Regions from separate parts of the Homo sapiens genome. Here region 1 is linked to region 2. Evidence: read pairs that join two places in POLR2A ChIA-PET (ENCODE). Cell type or tissue: A673. All regions are shown on one strand.

Region 1 (5,000 bases), 140 kb before region 2:
TTGGGATTCTTCAGGAAAGTCACTCAGAAGATGGCTGCGGTGACCACAGATGTGCATTAGACCACAGAATTCCAGGCTCCTCTCACCCTCCTTCATAGACATTTCCTCTCACCGTGGTGTATTCTCCCACAGGCAAAAGACTTGGCTTTACAATTGACTCTGGAAAATTCCACAATGTGTCTTTAGGACAAGGTCAGGAGACGGTGGCAGAAGTGGCCCTGGAGAAAGCTTCCAAAGGAGGACACTGGGTCATCCTCCAAGTGAGTATTAAGTTTCAGGGAAGACACTGGGCATAAACACAGAGGAGGGCCAGGGCAGAGCTGGCCCGCCCAACAGAATGCTCCCTTAACACCGCTGTGCATGGCGATTTGCAGAGTGCAAGCAGTACTGTCAGTGTTCATGATGCCTGCAAAGATGGTGAGGGGCTCTGCGGACAGCGATGGCTGTCATCTTCTGAGAGACTGTCTAGCCATTGTACTCTAAAATTAAAACTATTAGGAAGAACTTCGTCGTTCCCCTCACTTAGAGATATCTGGAACACTCAGTAGTGCCTGAGAACACGCAGGCTTGTTTAGATTGCTAACAGTGTTATCATAGTATCTGGGTTGACGTTAGAGTCGACAGAACTCTTTTTTAATGTATATTGTTGTTGCAGAATTTTGCTCCTTAGCATAGCTAAAACCAGGTCCTTGTCACACAACCAGAAAGGACTAGGAACACAGACACATTGAAGGGTGGGGGGAATGGAATTTATTGAGCGAAAAGAAAAAAAAAAGTCTCAGCAAAGTGAGAGGGGATCCTGCTAACACACCCCAACCTCACAGATTGAATACCAGGCCACTGCCCAGGAGCTGTGGAGGCCAGGCTCCTCCCCGCTGCAAATGGTGTGAATTTCCTATGGCTCTACCACATTCTCCCAATGCACAGGCAGGTCAGAGATTCTCTGGGGACCTTCCCCAATACTTGGCTCCTGCATCAATCATTATCTCATACAAGTCCAACTCTGCCCCTACCTAGTGTGTAACATTCCCTTTGATTGTAAATTATAGGGGTTTGAGTAGACAACTCCTTTATCCCTTCTCAGGCAAACATCATACAGACCTTTGGTTCTCCCACCCAGTGTCCTCTGGGATGCCCCCCTTGGCTGAGTATTACAAGAACCAGTGGAGCACAGGCCAGCATTAGGGGGCACCTGAGGAATGTGCTGACTCCATCCACAGCAAGCTCTGCTAGCTGTCTCACTAGGTCTAGGAATGGCTATTTAGTTTTCAGCTGAGTCATGCAAAGGTTCTCGTCAGTAGGCAATTCACAGGCTGCCTTATCTGGAATCATTACAACAAAGCTCCTAGGTTAGGAGTCGTGATTCTCTATATAAAGATGAGAAAAGTGAGCATCCGAGTGGCTGGAGAGCCTCAAGGCCACAGGGCTGATTGGATGGCAGAGCTGGTACTTCAGTCTAGGACTGTTTAGCAGCAGGTGACATTCCTGAAAATAGCCACCCTCATGCAAGATACAGCGTTGGCCTCCCTTAGTGTCTCCAGTATCCAGGCTCGGTGCCTTTGGCATTTCTGCTTGAAATGCAACTGGATTCATAAAGAAGCTTCCAGAGTCCAAGCAGGCTTATGATTGCAGGAATGTAACCTTCTGGGATGATGATAATACCCACTGCTTAGATGAGGCCTTAATAGAGACCTTTGTAAGGGGACTTGAGGGCAGTGTAGTGCATCCCCTTCTGAGGCTCAGAAACACAGGAGGGTTCGCTTTTTCAGAGAAAACAGTTGACACTCAGACAGTTAGGTAAATTTTAAGGTTGTCTCAGAAAGGAAAGAGCTCTTTGAGCATTCTCATGCTCCCAGTGGCTCAGACTGGAGAGAACACTAGGAGGGCTATAGTCATCCTCAAAAGAACGTATTCAAAATAAACTATTTCCATTACTTTTGTATCTGTGCTGAGCTATTTGTTGCCCCTAAAATTGCAAGTTGTAAATTTTAACATAAAAAAAACTTAAAAGATCTTATTTTGTCAAGGATCTACTTTTGGATATTTGTTTCAGACCTTTGATTTTTGTTGTTAGAGCTATGCCAGTAACCAAGAATTTAACTGTTTAAACCTCTTCACTCCCCACCCCTGTACCCACATACAGTAATTGGTAAGGAGAGATTATACCAGGCTTTGGGCCATCCCAGTGTCTAGAAGTTGCTAGTATCCATTTGATCAGCAGGAAAAAGAGAAGCAGGACTTTGAAGAAAGAGAAGGCAAACATAATGAAAACTTGTTATACTGTTCATAATTTACATTAAATTACATTAACGTGGGTATATGATATGTATGTACATGTTAATTAGTTCTTACCTAAGCCCCAATGTGATCAATTATTATGATTAGATAGAGCCCTCTAAAGGTGTTTAGATAGTAGTTAATCGAAAGCCCAAATTCCAGAGAAAACTATTATAAAAGTAGCAGGCCGGCAACTATCTTTATCTCACATGCACACCAGAAGGCTTGTGAATTAACATAACAGATATTAAAAACCATTTTTCAAGGGCAAAATGACCATTTTTCATGCATTTCCAAGACATATAGATTGTCTAAAAGTGTTGCACAAGCATTGCTGTTCTTGGAAAAATAGGCATAAGAATCTAGCCAGTCCCAAAGCCAGTACCCTCAAGAATAGCTGCCAAGCTAGATTCCAAAGTGTGCCTGTGCTCCACGATGGCTTGCTTAGAGGTTTTTCTGTCCCCTTCAGTGACTCCAAAGTCACTACCTAGAATATTTTTACATTTGATTCAAGTAAACTTTTCAAGTAAGGTACTGTTGTAGCCCATAAGACAGAGAATGAAGATATAATTGAGTTTACAAAGCAGGTTTTATTATTGTTTCTGTTGTTTTCTTTTATGATTGGCACAATTAGGAATGAGAAATACGCTTTCCTTATAACCTGTTAGTAAGCATGTAAAGGAGGGAACTTAGAGTCCTTACCTACTGTATTACTTTGCTAGAGTGGACGGCCAACTTTCCGTGTCTTCATGTGATTTGTCTTCTGTGTTTCTGGGTCCTAATCCCTTCTTCTCATAAAGACATCAGTCATATTGGTTTAAGACCCTTCATTGGCAGGATGGGGTGGCTCAAGCCTGTAATCCCAGCACTTTGGGAGGCCGAGGAGGGCAGATCATGAGGTCAGGAGATCGAGACCATCCTGGCTAACACAGTGAAACCCCGTCTCTACTAAAAATACAAAAAAAATTAGCTGGGCGTGGTGGTGGGTGCCTGTAGTCCCAGCTACTCGGGAGGCTGAGGCAGGAGAATAGTGTGAACCCAGGAGACGGAGTTTGCAGTGAGCCAAGATCGCACCACTGCACTCCAGCCTGGGTGACAGAGCGAGACTCTGTCTCAAAAAAAAAAAAAAAAAAAAAAAAAACCTTCATAATGACCACATTTAGCTTCAATTATCTCCTTAAAGACCCTATTTCCAAATACAGTCACATTATGAGATGCTGGGGGTTAAGACTTCACCATATGAATTTGGGGGTGCATAATTCTGCCCACCACATCTACCAGTGTTCATTATTTGCCAAGGGAATAAAAGCCAATAATGTGAATGACTGAGTGGGCTTAGATCTTTTTGCAATAGAAATTTTAAAGAAGGATACTTGCATTATTATTTTGTTCCATGTTTGCCCTCATTCTCTGTATTTTTGTAGCTGTTATAATCTTAAATGTTTTTCTTTGTTGGAAATAATTATATATATCTGGGTGTGACATTTCAATTACTGTATCAAGGACTTCTCCAAAGCCAGAGAACATGTAAGGTGCAGCCTTTATATCTCCCTCCCAGCACCAACTACCAAGCTATAACCTGTAGGTGTTTGGTATTGGAAGAGCAAATTTGTGAATCATAAAATGGAAAAGAAAAGAATGACAACGGTGGTGGCATTTAATTTTTTGTGTGTGATTTTCAACAGACCTAGGATTTAAGGAAAATCATCTGTTAGGAATAAACAAAACATCTTAACAATGAATGATTGCTTGCTTTCAGCTAGCCTTGCTTCCCTTATTTCCTTTTGAGTTCATATGCTTATGAGTAGGAGTTTGAGTAGAAGAGGTTTCCATCAGAAACCAATGAAGAGGGTGTCAGGCACATTTCTGGCTTTTAGTTTTCATATTTTCTCAAACTAACCCCAATATGTCTCAGTAATTGTATTTGAACCATAACAAAGAAAAGTACTAGGCAACTCCATCTCAGAAGTGACTGGTGGGCTTTTGAAGTAGGTATGTGTATTGCGTGGAGATTTTGGATTACAAAGACAGTCTGTGTTGATTGGGAACATTTAATATGTTCAAGGTTCAATTCCCTTTTGGCTTTTTTTTTTTTTGATGTATTGATGTATTGATAAAGGAAAATTTTTATGATGTATTGATAAAGGAAAATTTGAATCATGGTTCTCTGAGTTTTCAGTGCAATTATATATAGGAAAATGTAATCTTATAATTCAAGTAATATGCCTCACCTTCACAGGAATTATGCACCATGCTATCTTTCAGAATGTTCATTTGGTAGCCAAGTGGCTAGGAACCTTGGAGAAGCTCCTTGAAAGATTCAGCCAAGGAAGCCACAGAGATTACAGGGTTTTCATGAGTGCTGAGTCTGCACCTACACCAGATGAGCATATCATCCCTCAAGGACTCCTGGAAAATTCCATTAAGATCACTAATGAACCCCCAACAGGGATGCTGGCCAATTTGCATGCCGCCCTGTACAACTTTGATCAGGTAAGAAAGCGAAGCAGGCTAGGCAGACAATGAAGTCAGAGTCATCTCACAAGACTGTGGGGCCCAGAATCAACCCAGGCATGTCATTGAGAGGGATGAAGCAAGTTCTTAATGTTCGCATGTGGAAGGGTAGGGGTGGGCGTGTTTTAATCTCTTGAAAGAATTGCCCCTGTCATTTCCGATTCTAATGACCAGTAAATATATTTCAGTCTCACCCTAACATTAAGAAA
Region 2 (5,000 bases):
TAAACCTATTAGATTGTCTTTTCCTCGTCCTTACAAAGGTACACGTGTCTCTTGCAGAGTTGAACACCTATGTGGTGCAATAGATTGGTAAAGTTGAGAGAGCACCATTCAATTTTGAATTGATATGTGTGGATCTAGATCCCCAATTTTCTATCCTCAGCCCTGCTAGAAAGGTTTGAAACTTTTTGGTTGGAAGATTATACAAGGCAACATCCGGGTATGGAAAAACAGATTTAATCTTGGTCTTATTCCTTGAGAAATCTACAAAGAGGTAAATTAATGGCCTCATGACATTCTCATGTATCAAATAAATCAAAACCAACTAGATACACAGCCATCCAAAAGAGAGGATGCTGGAGCATTTAGCAAGTTCTAATTAGCTGGAAGGTAGACTGGGAGCCAAGGGAGATTAGTGAAAGGAACACTGTATCCAGGAAACTTTGCTTTGGCTACATTCCTTTATGGGCAAAATAGCGGGCAAGATCTGGTCCCTGGCTTGCTTTCTTCTGTCATCTCCTGTCATTTCTCCTTATTCTACTCCTCCCCTTCCAACCTCAAAAACCCCAACAACACACAGTTGCATTCCAGCCATGCAACTAAACATGGCTAATCCTTAAACAAGCTGTGCTCTTTCTTGCCTCCCAGTTCTTGAACTTGCATTTGCCTCCTGTTCTTTCCCTGGCATGTCCTTCCCACACATAATCTTGACCTCTGGCTTCTCATTCTTTCTTCAGGGTTAATTCATGTTCAGATCCTCTGTAGAGACCTCTTTGAGTACTCATCAAAATAATCAGGAGCTTTTTCATGGAGATCCTCATAAAGCCCTCTAAAGCCTTTATCCTCTCTCTTAAACCACTGCTCAAATTACTTGTTGCAGGTCTTGTTTCCTCAATAAACCATAAAGGCTGGAGGACAAGAATCATTTTTATTTGTCTTTGTGTTTACTTCATCTTCAACAGCACCTACTAAGTGTTGGGCACTTAATAGTTGAATGGATTGATGGATGGATGGTATTAAACTGGACCCAAAGACTCAATGCACACTCTCAAATCAAGTCAGAAACGAAATCCTTCAGTAATAATACCACCAGTTATTCAAAAGTTAACCATAAAGGAATTTCAGATTCATAAATAAAACAGTTAAGAAGCAGCCTGTAACTGCAGGAATCTTTGGCCCAGTGATTATATAAGGAGCCTGTAATCTTTGGCTCAGTGAGTTCCTCCAGCTTAGACTAGTTGTTCTATTTCACTGACCTAGGCTAAAAATCGAAAAAATTAGGGGGAACATTCCAATAAATAGCATGTACAGATTTCCTGGAAGTAACAAAGCAATCTCAAATAAGCAAAAAAAAAAAAAAAAAAAAACTTAACCAAAAAAGAGTCACTCAAGATAAAAAATGATGGCAGAAATATTCAGAGTTGATAAAGCTCGCTGGTGGGTTGGTAGATTTTTTAAAAATATTCTCTATACTTTATGTATATTTGAAATATATTAAATAAGAAAGTTTAAGGTTTGCTGATATCTAATGAAACTTAGATCTTAAAAAAATGTTTAAATGAAATGAAGACAAAAGGGGAGCAGAATATACATGACTCTGGAGAAGCTGAGGCTGTTTAATCCATTCCAGGCTTCTTCCCAAATGGTTCAGTGTGGTGATGGATCTGTGAGAAATCTTATCATTGAAAACTTAGAAATGATAGTTTTTTAAAATGTTGGCAGGCTCTGGATATAGGGAAAATAACAATGGATCACTCTACCCTCCCGTGGCCTTCCGAATTCTAGTCCTTCCCTTGAGGGTCAAGAACTGAGACGGATTTCTGCTGAAACTCCTAAAGTGGGAAAAAAAGAAGAGACATTTGGCTGGTGCAGTGGCTCATGCCTGTAATCTCAGCACTTTGGGAGGCTGAGGTGGGAGGATTGCTTGAGGTCAGAAGCTCTAAACCAGTCTGGGCAACATAGAAAGACCCCATCTCTACAAAAAATTGTCTTGAAAATTAGCCAGGGGGAGGCTGAGGTGAGTGGAAAACGAGGTCAAGAGATCAAGACCAGCCTGGCCAACATGGTGAAATCCAGTTTCAACTAAAAATACACAAAAATTAGCTGGGTGTGGTGGCAGGCACCTGTAATCCCAGCTACTCAGGAGGCTGAGGTAGGAGAATCGCTTGAACCTGGGAGGCGGAGGTTGCAGTGAGCCGAGATCTTGCCACTGCACTCCAGCCTGGCGACAGAGTGAGATTCTGTCTCAAAAAAAAAAAAAAAAAAAAAATTAGCCAGGCGTGGTGGCGCGCACCTATGGTCCCAGTTACTCCAGAGGCTGAGGTGGGAGGATCACTGGTACCCAGGAAGTCAAGGCTATAGTGAGTGTGAAGGTGCAACAGCACTCCAGCTTGGATGGTAGAATGAGACCATGTCTCAAAAAACATAATAACAATTTAAAAAGAGACATTTCTCTCCTTAAGGGAATGAAGAAGTCCTTTATGAAGCAAGACTGCATTTAAGACTGTGGAGGAGTGAAGCTGTCTACTCCTGCTATATCCTTCCCATTTCAACATTGTTTATGAATCAGTACTCCTCAGGCCACAGGAAAAATGGACAAGAAGGTTCCGTGAGGCAGGCTTCGTTATAAACACCTCCCTCCGCCATCCATATTCTAGCAACTCTTATTAGCAGTGGGCTTCCTGTCTCTTTAAATTCTGCTGTCTCTCCTGGGGGGTGCCTTTACAGGCTGCCTCTGGGGAATTGACTACTGCAAATGTGCATGATTTTATCCACAGTATACAGTATCATGTGAAGCTTGCTTTTATTGCCTTCAGCCTTTTCTTTCTAACAATTTATTTTAATACATTTGGAATTATTATCCCAAACATTAGCCAGCTGGCCCGCTGGGGTTTCCTTTGCTGGGTTCCGGGTCTCTCTTTTTCTAATCCTCTCTTCATGGATAATCCACTCTAATGCTTCTTGGCCTTTGAAGGGGTTTTGTTATTACTACCTGTTGATTAGAAATTCACTTTGTCTTGTGTAGGTGGTTCTAATCGTGCAGTAATGGACACCTTATTTGAGTCAGCTGAGGTCAGAGTTACAGTCATGAGATTTTCTTTCTTCTTTCCAGATTTCTGGACGTTTACTTGTCTTTTCAATATGGTTGTTTTTTTTTTTTTTTTCCTCACAAGCTACCATTCAGCCGGGCTTTGAAAACAGTCTGTAAGACCAAAGAAAGAAAAAAGAACAGTATGAAAGAAAAAGAAAGATGTGTAGCCAGGCCAGACAAAGAGAAAGACTTATTTTCTCCTACAGCTGTTTGACCCCAGGTATTTAACACTATTGTCTTTGCCAACTACAGACCCTCAGGGGTCCTTGCCGAGGGCCCCACTGGAGAGCCAGAATTTGTCCCTGGGACAGGATGAGGAGTCCAGGAGAAGCAGCAGTAGACAGGCTGTGCTGGGAGTCATCAGGGGCCACCAGGATACAAGGGGTGGGGGGAGCCCAGCTGCCTTGCTGACTTGCCTTTCAACCCTGATGTCTGCTCTCTTGGTAGTAAGCCAGAAGTGGGGCGTGGGACGATGTGACAGGAGCACCAACGTCCCCACCAAGCCATCACAGCAACAGGCTTTGTCCAGGATCTTCTGGAAAGGATCCAAAATGAATTGTGCTTCCTAACACTCGTTTCAGGAATAGGTGCCAAAGTCTCTATTTAGTGCATTTCTGTATTGAAAGGAACATTTGTCCAAGGGAATCCACAATTTACAATAAGCATAATCACTGGCTATACTGCACCTGAAAATTCCAAAGAGATGATGATATGTTTCAGAACAGCACCCTCTGTCCCATGGATGGATTGGAATAGGAATCCTTTAGTCTGTTTATGGCTGCACTTTGGAAATTTTAGTGTGACTACTTCCTCAGGGAACTCTGTTATTTACATCTGTTTATTCTCAGAAACTGGTATATTGCCTGGCAGTTATTAGGTAATCAATAAAAAGAAGGAAGTGGGGGAGAGGGAAATAGGGGGAGAGGGAAGGGGGGAAGAAGTGGGGAGGGAATAGTATGTGCTCGTTATAGAGATTTGGAAAACATAGCAAGATACAAAAGTGAAAATAAGAATTACTCGAAAATCCCGCTAAGAAATAACCTTTATTAATGATCTGTTCTCTACTCTTTCAGCCATCTAAACTCACCTCGTTTCATTGTTTACAAAGTTCAAATCACAACGCACATTCAATTTTGTATCTTGTCTTTTAAATTCACATTCTACCACTAGTATTTTCACACATTCAAACTGTTGAAAATCACATCTTTTTTTTTAATGGCTAGATGATTAATCTAGCACATTACATTTTCTTTCTTTCTTTCCTTTTTCTTTTCTTTTCTTTTTTTTTTTTTTTTTTTTTTGAAACTGAGTCTCTTCCTATCGCCCAGGCTGGAGTGCAGTGGCACGATCTCAGCGCACTGCAAACTCCACCTCCTGGGTTCAAGTGATTCTCCTGCCTCAGCGTCCTGAGTAGCTGGAACTACAGGCGTGCACCACCACTCCCAGCTAATTTTTCTATTTTTAGTAGAAATGGGGTTTTGCCATGTTGGCCAGGCTGGTCTCGACTCCTGACCTGGCCTCAGATGATCCACCCGCCTCAGCTTCCCAAAGTTCTGGAATTACAGGCATGAGCCACCACACCCAGACAAGCACATTACATTTTCTAAAAACTACCAAGGTAATTTAGCTCTACAGATTTTTCCTAGGAAACAGAACTTCACCTCTCCTGCAACAATGATGGGGCAATTGTTCCGAAGAAAAATATTGACCAGCTCATCTATATTTCAACTTTAAGTTTCCTGGCACAAATACGACATTTTATAATGAGTTGACAAGGAACTATCAACTTGACACATAGTCACAGTCACTGTCTCTCCAAAGGTGTCAGGGGTATGGAGCAGAGGAGAGTGGATAGTAAGAATGGGAGAGAAGATGGGGCTGCTCTGAAAACCTCGCCCCTTGGAGAAAGGCC

The links. ChIA-PET counts read pairs that join two places held together with the same protein. Peaks named below come from ENCODE experiments on the same cell type or tissue, not always from the same donor. Only the 100,000 strongest peaks of a DNase experiment are listed, where the experiment ranks them.
Region 1: POLR2A ChIA-PET joins it to region 2 with 7 read pairs; 3 of 35 experiments call an interaction of 5 or more read pairs at or near these places.

The regions. Positions count from the first base shown.
Region 1 is chr7:21,868,732-21,873,731 of GRCh38, forward strand. DNAH11 (dynein axonemal heavy chain 11) reads left to right here. Exons shown (of 82, transcript NM_001277115.2): 73 at 133-260; 74 at 4,543-4,770. Among named protein-coding and RNA genes, the nearest start is that of CDCA7L, 75 kb to the right of the region's middle. In A673, no CTCF peak of the experiment used is centred here; no DNase peak of the experiment used is centred here.
Region 2 is chr7:22,004,792-22,009,791 of GRCh38, forward strand. No RefSeq gene overlaps it. Among named protein-coding and RNA genes, the nearest start is that of CDCA7L, 61 kb to the left of the region's middle. In A673, no CTCF peak of the experiment used is centred here; a DNase peak (open chromatin) is centred at 2,730; H3K27me3 peaks cover 1,229 bases.